Linked DNA regions of Mus musculus: region 2 is linked to region 1. A link is a contact called in ENCODE Hi-C data. All regions are on one chromosome and are shown on one strand. The core of a region is the stretch at or near the end of the contact, and the rest is flanking DNA. Distances in the headings are between cores, read along the strand shown. Region 1 overlaps Snx29 (sorting nexin 29). Region 2 holds the start of Zc3h7a (zinc finger CCCH type containing 7 A).

The links. Hi-C counts contacts between places; a loop is a spot of excess contacts on that map.
Region 2: a map of T-helper 17 cell shows a loop between it and region 1 (2.5-fold over the local background). The contact joins the promoter of Zc3h7a here to the enhancer-like site in region 1. A Hi-C loop is called at or near these places in 1 of 37 maps with a recorded cell type or tissue (T-helper 17 cell).

The regions. Positions count from the first base shown.
Region 1 is chr16:11,453,536-11,459,157 of GRCm38, reverse strand. The region is part of intron 13 of Snx29 (sorting nexin 29); the gene reads right to left. Among named protein-coding and RNA genes, the nearest start is that of Gm32100, 130 kb to the left of the region's middle. Within about 2 kb of position 2,922, at least 2 of the 3 ENCODE cell types and tissues checked have a DNase peak (open chromatin) inside an H3K27ac peak, as active enhancers do.
Region 2 is chr16:11,173,190-11,178,811 of GRCm38, reverse strand. Zc3h7a (zinc finger CCCH type containing 7 A) reads left to right here and starts at 2,471. Exons shown (of 23, transcript NM_145931.3): 1 at 2,471-2,592. 4930509G22Rik (RIKEN cDNA 4930509G22 gene) reads right to left here and starts at 636. Exons shown (of 4, transcript NR_151506.1): 1 at 1-636.

The sequences.
Region 1 (5,622 bases), core at 1,673-4,172:
ACTCAGGTCTCCAGGCTCAACAAGGAGCTCCTTCACCTGAGCCATCTTGCCAGTCCCCTCCAAATAAAAACTAAAGCACTAGCAGAGACTGTACCCAAGTGGGTGTCTTTAGGAACTCTTCTGTCCTCACACGTAAAGACTATCAGTCACACTTGCCTTCATTTGCTGGGGCGAGGGCTACTTAAACATGATCTGAAATCTGCATAGAAACAGAAGAAAATATAAAACACATGACACATAACTTGCAACACACAACTAAAGGTGTAAAAACTAAGCTTAGAAAATGGACTTGATGGACTAACAATGAAGACAGTGATTGATTGCATTGGGCCATGGGATTTGGGCCTCCTCCCATTTGGGGTTGGTCCACAGCTTTTACAATTGCAGGGTAATGTTTGAAAACACAGAAATAAAAACTTCCTTAAGAAGTGTCAACTAGCCAGAGATGACAGAATTCTGCTCTAGCTGAGTCTGACAGCACACCCCTGCCATGCTAGCACTAGAGAAGCTAAGGCAGGGGGGTCCCAATCAAAGACCAGACTAGACCATATAGGAAGAAAGAACCTGCCTTAAAAAGAATTCCACCTCAGAAAACACATGTGCAGTTTTAACCTGTGAACACGCAATCCGTGTTGACGGGCAAAGCATGAGCAGGCCTAGGCTTAAGTTCACATACAGATCGGTAAACAAAGTCATCCCTTAAGTTGTTTACAGCTTACTTGAAAATAAACTCTTAAGCAAAAATGAAAAATGCCAACACTTCCAAAAGAAACTAACAGTAACAAATTGACTCTCCATTTGGTTCTGAAATAAAAATATCAAGCACCTTCACCTTCCTGGATGTCACCAGCAGCCTCTGCATCCCCTGCAGAACCTCAGAAGTGCCCACCATCAGCTCAGCCTGCTGCACTTCCATCACCCAATACCTGGCAGGACATTAACATCTGGGCACCAGACCTGTGCAGTCTGGGTCTCGCCTCTAGAAAGCCTAACTTAATTAGTCTGGAAGGTGGCCTGGGCCTAATAGTTCTGTAAGCTTCCCCTGGGGACTGAAATGTGCAGCCAGAGCTAAGCAGCATGGTTAGCACTTTAACCCAGAGAATTCTTTATTAGAACGTTAGTTATGTCTGAGCAACACCAAGCCAGATGAACTCCAAAAAGTGACTGTAGCCTTGAGGTGTAGGAATAAATTACTTCCATGGTCCCAGCTCTGGCTAAGGATACCTGCAGGGGCCTCTGGGTGGCACTTATCAGCATTAACTCTTGCAAAAAAATCTATAAGAGTAAGACTGTTTCACCCTGGCTTTCCAAAGGAGAAGCATTAGGCACTAAGTGGCCATCTGCCATCCCACATCCACTGGGAACAGAGGCTCCTATGTAAATAAGTATTTCCTTAAATGGTGCCTGAGGCACCTCCCTCTACCCCAGCCTCAGACAGAGCTGACAATGGTAGCACACTCTTGTAATCCTAATATTTTCAAGGCTGAGGCAATGGGACTCTGAGTTCAAGGCCAGCCTAGGTTATACACTAAGTTCAAGAACATCAAGAACAACCTGGGCTATCTACCAAGCTTCTGCCAAAACAAAAACAAAAACCAAACAAACCCAAAGACTAAAGTAAACTGACGCAAAACTAATCCCACCCCTGCCCCACATCATGCCACACTTACACCTGAGCATGGCTGGCGCACAGAATCACTCAGCCAAATGTTTAACATCTGTGTCTATACACCCCATCCCACCCCACCCACCCCTCTTCAATTTAAACACATAGGCTCACGCAGCCATGCTCTGTTCATTTCTAACTGATAAAGCTTACCACAAAACAGCTGCTCTTTGAAGAGTTAACAAATGAACAAGGTAAACTACAGAGCCTGGAAGAACTCCGGCAGCACCAGACTACAGGTGAGCAGTTTCCACTGAGACAGATCTTTGCCTATCCTGATGCTTGGGCCTAACACACAAGTCCCGACTTATACATGGATTCCCCTGCTCTCAGCTGCAAGTTAGGGACCTGGGGCTGCTGCTGAGCATGGAGCAAAGGTGGGACTCTCAGCTCATCACACCAGACAAGTGACTCGTCCAGTAGCCTGAATGAGGGAGGCAGAGGGAAGGGTGACTGGACACAGTAGGTGCTCAGAAGATCACGTGGGGAATCAGGTCAAGAGGATGACTAAACATACATTCTGCAGTGTTTCTGCCAATGGTCCTGAGAAAAAGGACAAGGGAAAAGGCTGAGGCAGGGATTCTCTTGGTGGCAATGCTGCCCCCTTCAGGTGTGGGATAAGTAGGCATGCCTGGCGGCATAGTCAGGCCAAAATGTAGAGTAGGCTGAAGACACCATTCCTTCTGAGAGGCTGGGGCAGTACACAGTGCTGGCTCGGCCTCCTAGGGCCATCTGTAGGAGACTGGTGTAGAATCTGAACCTGGAGCCGCCTCTCACAGATGCTGACAGCCCTTCTCCTCTGGGGTCTGCTGCACTCTGCATTTTCATTCCGTATTTGCTATAAACAGCCACTCTGGTCCTCCCTCTCTATGTGCAAGCTGTGGACCAGGAAGTGCTTTATAAGCTGTGGGTTGGGCCTTATTCGCCAGATACTGAGGCCTAGTGAGGAAGTCTGAGTCTTTGCTCTAGTTTAGAGACCTGTCTTGCTCACTTCCGTACTGGAGTGACTCAGCACTTTCTGCTTAAGCCTGCCTTTGCCTAGCTACCACTGATGTAGAATAACTTTATTGGCTCTGTCAGTCACCCTATACCCTACGGCATCCTTCCCCGCCCTCTACATCATCTCACCTCACCAAAAATCCCCACCTCTTTCTTCAACCCTATATAAAGGAAAGACTGCTACAATAAAACAAGTTCCTGCTCTGACAGACTCCCGGCCTGGGTGTGTTTGTTTTGGGCTGCAACAGTCACCATCCCACTCAGCCCTGGAGAGACTAGGCTGGCCCTGCCAGCAGAGAGCTGGCATCTGTGGTTCACTCTGTCCCAGAACTATCCTAACCAATGTAGAACAGAGTCTGCTTCTATTATGAATGGCTTCTTGTTCATTTCTCTTTCACATAAACTATAAGCTAGCTTCCTAAATCACTTGTGTTATATGTATGTTATATTAGTTATGGACATTAGGAGTGTCACCAAGAATGTTTACAAAAAAGGAACAGCAAATCTGCTAGCATGAAGTCCAAAGACGGCAAAATAGATGACTAACAAGGTCACTAGAGGTCACAGTTTGTGAGACATAAACCACAGAAAGCAGCCAGAGGAGGTAGCATAGTGTACTCACTCCTGTCAGATTCCACTGAGGGCTGTCGGCCCAACGCCACTAATACATTAATTTGGAACATCTAAAGCACCTAAATGGGATGGGGAGGAATCACCATGGGAAGTCTACAGTCACTGCTGCCCATCTAGGGAAGTCCTCTCCAGCCCCACACTCACTCCTGCAGTTCAGAAAGGAAAGGATGCCACCTCCTGGATACAGGGAGCGTTGATCTGGGCCTGAGAGCAAGAGATGCCTGCTGCTGGGGAGACGAGGTGAAGTGGCTGGGCACAGCACAGCCATGGTCTGTTACAGATCCTCTAGTCACCATGAGAGAAGATCAAACCTGATAATGAAGCCAACTGCAAGAAAAAGGATAGAGAGATGTGGAGAAACAGGTCTCCTTCACAGCAGGAGTTCCCTAGCCACTCCACTGCCCTTCTTCAGAGGCCTCTAAGTGGGCTTCTGTCATCCATGAATGCTCTCACTAGCTAAAGCTAAAGTAGAAGGGATTTCCAGAAAGCTTCACTTCCCAAATGGTGAGCAAAATAGTCTTGGAACAGGTAACAAGCAAGTCCAAGAGCTCCCTAGAACTGAGCTATAACTAAGAAGAGCCCAGTGGGCATTCCTTGGAGATAACTTGGGTCAGGTCACACCACCACTAGCCCCACAACACTTCCCTCCCTCACCAGACCAACTTCACTGAGACCTATTTGAGCCAGGCATTACGTCAGCGGTAAGAAAAACCAGGTGAGCACAAGAGCATGCCCCTCCTGAGGAAGCCTCTGGCCTAAATTTGAGCCTTTGGTGGCAGTACGCTATTGTCACTGCTAGTAGTAACTGTTGTGCAATGCTGGTGCCTGAGCATGAGCACCACGGAGAGCCCTTACCTGGGTAGGTCAGGAGATGCTGGACACAACCTTCTGCTGATGAATGTTCTTAAAGTGACAAGAAACAGAAACCCAACTCCAGTTCATCTCAAGAGCAGTGGGGATTCATCAGCCCACACTGTGAGAAGGTCCAGAGAGGCCTTCAAGAGTAGGTTGGAGCCGGGCGGTGGTGGCGCACACCTTTAATCCCAGCACTTGGGAGGCAGAGGCAGGTGGATTTCTGAGTTCAAGGCCAGCCTGGTCTACAGAGTGAGTTCCAGGACAGCTGGGGCTATACAGAGAAACCCTGTCTTGAAACAAACAAACAAACAAACAAAAAGAGTAGGTTGGCCCAGCATCCCAGTGAATCCTGAAACCCAGCTCTCTTGCCCACCGCTCCTCATTTGAGTGCCTGCATACCCTCACCCTATGCTGTCTTCCCTCATGAGAACACAATGGCCAAGGCAGCTCTAGGCTTCATACCCCAACAGAAAGTTACCCAGAAGAGAGAGCCATCCAACAGACAAGAGATGAGCTCCCACCAAAGTTCTGAAGACCCACCCCTGTCTCCATGGCAAAATTAGACCACATGTCATTTCTGAAACAGTCTAGGAACCCTGCAGCAATCTTGCTGGAAGGAGATGGAATTACCTTGACCAAATTAGATATGTTAGACCTGAGCTGGAACCCGGAAAATGTCAGTTTCTGCCACTCCTGTGTAACTTTAATGCTTTCAAATCCTTTTTAATGATGGTTCTTAAACACTTTAACCTCTCTTACAGCCCACCACTCACCAGAGGTAGTGGGAAAGAAAGGATATGAGGGGCGGGCTTATGGACCTGTTTAGAAAGGTTCTTTGGAGCAACTCCCATCTGTGTTATCTAGAAATAGCAGTTCAGTTCACAGGTCAGCAGCAGCAGCTTGCTCTACTCACAAACACTTCACAGACATACAGCAGTCCAGGTTGGTAGCGTCGAGATAACAAACACAAATCAGCAGCAGTGGCGCTACCTAGCAGAGACAGCCAGGCCTCAGCCTCTGCACAAGTCAGCAGGAGGCACCAGGGCCAACAGGAATGCCAGGAAAAGTTCTCAGCTGTGCCAATCTCAGTGAAATGAAGATCAGCAAAGCGAGACCACCAAGTGAGTCCTTTTTATACCCTCCAAACATCCCGTGTCCTCCCCGGGTCTTGCCTCAGCACATGCATCTGTCTCAAAAGTCACTGCCAATCAGTCTGCAGAAGCGGCAAAAAGCCGCAGCACACCACCAGAAGTTGCTTGGTGCATATCTCTCTATGGAGTCCTGACAAATGGAGTTCAACTATACAATGTAAGGCAGACCAATACATGCGTGTTGTTAGCAAAGAATCTTTCATCATGTGTCCTTTAACAGGATTACTTTAGCAGAACATCCTTTCTCCTGTGTCTGCTTCAGCATAACTTTCCTTCATGAGTCTGCCTTGGCCTTTCACCTATGTCCACTTCAATGAA
Region 2 (5,622 bases), core at 1,222-3,721, 280 kb after region 1:
CCCACAAGTAGCTGCAACTCCAGTTCTAAGAGATCTGACGCCCTGTGGTCTGACACATAAATACAGATATATATGTAGATAAAACACCAATGCACATAAAAGTTTTTAAAAAATATTTAAAAAATAAAAATAAGCTTTAAAAGGTCTGTGGCTATAGCTCAGTGGCAGGGAGCTTGTCTAGCACATGCAAGGCTTTCTATCCCATCACCTGTTTGGGGGCATATAATTACTGGATAAACTGATGAATCAAATATAAAATCTGTCCCATTGACTCCTGAATATTCTCCCCTGTCCTTTGTGTAAATTGACCCTATTTCTAATGAACTGACTAATGGTTAGCTTGCATTTAGTTTCAGGTATAAATTGATGTTAAGGCAAGTCAGCATGTGGACAGTTTATGTTGTTTTGATACTGGGTCTCACTCCATTGCCCTGGCTAGAACTCTACATAGACCAGGCTGGCCTCAATCTCATAGAGATCATAAAACACTGTGTGTTCCGGGCCTCTGTAAGGTACCAGAGGATGGAAAACAGAATAAAGACTGGGATAGTGATGAACTTTTAATGCCAGCCCTTGGGAGGCAGGAGCCTAAAACAGTTCTTCAGCAAATGCACCTATCCGGTACAGCACCCAGGTAAGAGGCCGGGGACTTCCCCACTAGTATAGAAGACAAAGAAGCAGAGACCCTTACAACACACAGTATTCTTCAAGGCTAGAGAAGGTTCATCCATGCTCAGCCCTTCTTTTCCTTTGCTCCCTACAGTACATATAATGATGGGTTCCCAGATATATCTACTCTCTATCACCAGCAACTTGTGATTATTGCTACCTTGCCTGGAAAATCACTGGGAATCTCCAGGTGGGATCCAGGACCTCCTTGTTTCAAATGCAATCACCAGGGCCCTTTGAGGGACAACTGAAAGCAAAGACCCAGAGAAGGTGTGGCAAGGAGACCTCATTTAGAGGAAAATACTGGCTCTGGAGATGACAGGCATGACCTACGAGTCCAGGAGGCCTCTAGGAGCTAAAAAGAGGCAAGAGCTCAACACTAGTTTCCAGAAGGGACAAGCCTCGTCAGCACCTGGACATCACCAGTGAAACACCTGCTGCAGACTCTGGTCCTTTAGAACTCTTAAGTTTATGTTGTTTCAAGGCAACAAAAATGTAGGCCATTGGTACAGGAACAACAGGAAGTCCATACATTCTCATCAAGTTTCACTTTGTACTGGCCCAGTACTGACGACTTCCTGAGCTTACAGTAGCACTCTGGGTCCAGACAGAGTGCATCTCAGTGTCTTCCTTCTAATGTAAACTTTTCCCTCTGTCCCCAGTGGTCCTGGACCTGGGTATTTCTTGCTTCATAGCCAAAGAAGACCTGGAACTCCTATCCCCCCCCCCCCACCCCCATGTACTGCTATGACAAGGGTACCCCACCATATCCAGTTTATTTGGTGCTGGAAATCAAACTCAAGGCTAGGCAAGCACTTTGACAACTAAGTTACATCCTCAACCCCTTTCACTTTTCTGCTTGTCCTTTCTATATATCCGCCCAACGGCATGAAGAAACTTTCTAAAACTGCAAATTAGACCTTGTAATTTCCATCTCAGACACTGAATTCCAAATTTCATGCAGTGGCTCATCCTCTTTGAGCTTTCTACACACACACTTTGTCTTCCCTGTCCCTCAGCAACTTAGGCTCAGGATCTTTCCCACTGCCTGGAAGCACTCTCCCTTCTACTGCCCTGACTTGGAGCACTTTTCACATCTCCAGTCGCAGGGACTCAGCCTTACATTGTTCTGTCTGGGGTAATGTACACCTGACCACTGAAACACCGGTGAATACAGCGACATATAAGTTGAGATGAAGGCCAGGGAGAACAAGAGCTTGTGTTGGCTCTGAGATCCGTCCCTACATTCATTTGCAAAAATACCGCATTTTGTTTTCAAGATGATAAAAACAGTGACTGCGAGTAGGATAGGGAATTGAGGACAAGTTCCGAAGTGACGCTCCGGCGTCCGAATGAGTTTAGGTCACCTCCCTGTTCAACGCGGGTCCCTATGCCTGTCATTCATTTGAAAGGACACGACTGTATGGCTGTTTTCAGGGTGACGGTAACAGTATCGGAATGCAAAGCAGGACGCTCAGGATAAGTTACTGCAGAGAACAGATTCCGAAGGAAGTGACACCCTGGTGCCCAGATGAATCTAGGTCTCCTTCCAGTCCTACTTTGGTATCCAAGCGGTGTGGGAGAGGGCGATGATGCTGGGCTCAAGAGCTTGCGGTCTCTCACCCCCTTCCGTGTGGCCGCCCAGGGTTCCGCCTATCGCCGCCGCTTCCGCAGCCCCGAGGCCCCGACGTGGCGCCTCCAACCCCGGGCTGACACTGGCAACGCAGCCAATGGTAGCGTTTGCGGGGCGGCGCGCGAGGCCTCCCGCCGCCAGAGGGCGCCGCCCCGAGCGTCGCGGGCTGGCAGCTGCGGTGGGTCGCCCAGGGAAGCTGCGAGACTGTGAGAGCTCTTGAGCCGGTGAACGCACATCCCGCTGTCGCCTCCGCACTCCGCGCCCCTCGGCTCCTGGGTGCCGCCCCGCAGGTGAGGGAAGGGGACGCGCGGGCGTCGCGGGCAGGGTCGCGCTCTTCCAATCGCGTGCGTGCGCCGCGTCGCTTCGTGAGCACGCGCGGCCGTTAACGGACTTCAGGCGGGGGAGGGGCGCGGACCCCCGAACCGGCTGCACGGGCTCCTCGGGAGTCGTAATCCGGGCACGCGCGGCGGCCCCTGCCACCTGGACTGCCTGGCCGACATCCACGCACTAGCTTTTGGTGGTTTAGCATTTCGTTATTCCTGGGTGCTGGGTGATCGCGGGGCGTCCGTGTTAGTAAGTGTCTCGGTTTGGGGACGCTCGCGACGCCAGCTGAGTGCGCGCTCGCCGGTGTCGGGTTCGCCCCTTGCGGGTGTTATGCGCGGCCCACCCCGCGTATGGGTGGCGACTGGCTTCCGGTGTTCGGCCGGGGTTCGGAGACTGTACGAGGGTTCTCGGTTTTCCTTTCCCCACCCTTAAAGAATGGAGACCTGTCAGTTCCCATTAGCGGGAATTTCCGGTTAGGGGTAGTCAGCGCAGGGGTGTGGTCAGGTTGGAAGGTCCTAGCTGGGCCCAAGGGGTGGTGCCTGCGCTCTGACTGGGTGAATTTATTCCGGGGTTGGGCGTTTTTTGGGTCCCCAGATGTTAAGGGATCAAAGAGGGTCATAGTGTTAGGTATTTAAGACCAAGAGGGTCTGGTGTAGACCTGCGCTGTCCGATGGTAATGTGGCCACTGGTAAAGTGGGGTGGTCGAGCACTGGAATGTGGCAAGAATTGAGATTCACTTTTGGTTTCAATTTGTTTGTTTGTTTGTATGTTTGTTTCGAGACAGAATTTCTCTGTTTAGCCTTGGCTGCCCTGGAACTTACTTTGTAGACCAGGCTGGACTTGAGCTTAGAGATCTGCTTTCCCCTACCTCCCGAATGCTGTGATTTAAAAGCCGTGCCACCACCGCCCCACTCCGGTTTCAGTTTTAAAGTCTGATTTGAAAGATTTCGTTTGGGAGGAAGAAAAAGAACGAAAAAGATCTCCTTGGTAAACTCCTATGCTTAAATCAGCCAGTGTTTAGCAAGCAGTGTGTTATATACTTGAGGTGATACCTGTTGTGGCTACGTTAGAATTAAAACAATCTGTCCAGTTTCTTTTTACTATTTTAGTATGGCCACTTCGTAATTTAAAATGGCACGTACCGCCGGTATCGTATTTCGATTGGACAATGCTCTACTGGACTGGGGGAGGGGCTGGGCGCTCTTGCCATCTGCTCTTTTCCTGCTTCTTTTGGAAGTAGCTGCTTTTCATGGAGGTCTTGAAGGAATCCAAGGCTCTCTTCACCTCCGTTGAAATGATGAGCAGAGCTGCACTGTGTGTGCGTGAGTGTATGTGTGGGTGTGGACTTGGTGTTGGTGTGGTGTTCTTCATCTTTGGACTAAATCAAGTGCATGGACAGTTTTCTCTATTGAAAAATTTCCCCTTTCTGCTCTGTTAGACCAGCAGGGTGCGCTACAGATGTGAATAAGGTTGAGTTATTGAGGTTGAAAATGTCAGTATTTGGAGTGGGGTATTATGCAAAGAACAGGTTGATCAGTGTCCTCAAGATGTACCAAAACACCCCTTCCCAGCTGTGTTCCTGTGACTTTTGGTTGGGGGTTATATTCTATATGCCTACAGGCTCTTGTCTTGTGGTTCCAAGATCTATTAGTAACAATGTTCATTTGCCAGCTGTAAGGTTTTACAGTTGTCAATATTGACTGATTTTTGAAACTGATTTGGGTGTATTCAATCCATTTGTAAATGACTGGTTGATAGTCAACTATAGAAATAGTTTGAGTAGCTAGTTAAGAAGGAGATAGAAATCAAAAACATCTTTAGACAGAATACCTCGGGAGGAAAGTTGCTTTCTAGATAATACCTTTGTGTGCTTTGTCTCAGCAAACCCACATTTTCTCCATGATCTTCAAGTGAAATGTGTTTACAGTGCCGGGTGTCAGCTGCGTGCTGTGGCCTCGGCCACTTAGAGTGAAATGGCAGGGTGCCTTGGAGCCCTGGAGTTCCCCAGCCTGGGCAGCGGTGAGGTCTCACCTCAAACAGCAAACAACAAAACAATTGGAACAAACTTCTGAGATATATAAAAATGAAGAAAAAGTGATTGGTGAGCGCTAGTTCTCCCTCCCTTCCTACACACACACACTCACACACACACACTCTTTTTGTTTTTTTGTTTTTTTTGTTTGTTTGTTTTGTTTTTGAAACACACAAACTAGGGTCATCAGGCTCGGCAGTAACGACTTAACCTGTCTTGCAACTCTGTCATAGCTTTCTCAGTGACTTCATTGATGTTAAAAAAAAAATGGGGTTGCTTAACTTTGCCAGGTTTTGCCCCAACAAGAAGTTTTGCAAGTTTGCCTTTTAATTTTACAAGTTTAGCAATGTGTTGTCTAGTTAATTTCATAACATTATGGAAGATAAGAGAGGATGTGAATTTGGAGCCAGGGGTTGCTCGAGCATGCATGGTGAGAAGGCAAGAAGTGTCAGCCTTGAGCAGGAGGGCCTCCTGAGGATCGGAGCACAAATTATCTCAGTGAAATCTTTTCTTTTGAAGAATCCCAGGTTTATAGCTGAGATGCACAGTGAGTTGCTTTGTCTGGCTGGAGGCTGCTTCCCTTATAGAATCCAGAATCTCTTGGTTGCTTCAAAGTTCCTGCTTGGGGGGTGGGGGGTGGAAGGGGGGATTTAGCTCAAACCAGGAGTTACCTTTCTGGTGCTGTTTGTTGTAGTCCTTTGCACTTTATGAACAAGACCAATGTTGTCACCAAACTGATGCTCCGGAAACTCCAGTTTCCAGGAAAGGGAGCTATCTCAAGAAGAAAGAAGCTGACTCAAGGAAGAGAGAAGCTGTTTCAGGAAGAGAGAAGCTGTTTAGCAGGGTTTGTCTACCTGGATTGCAGCGGGCAGGGTGTGGCATTTTGCCCTCTTGCCCAGGTCTGGATAAGTGAAGAGTCAGCTAATGTGCACTGTTGCAAGATGGGTTCTCAAAATGTTACTTG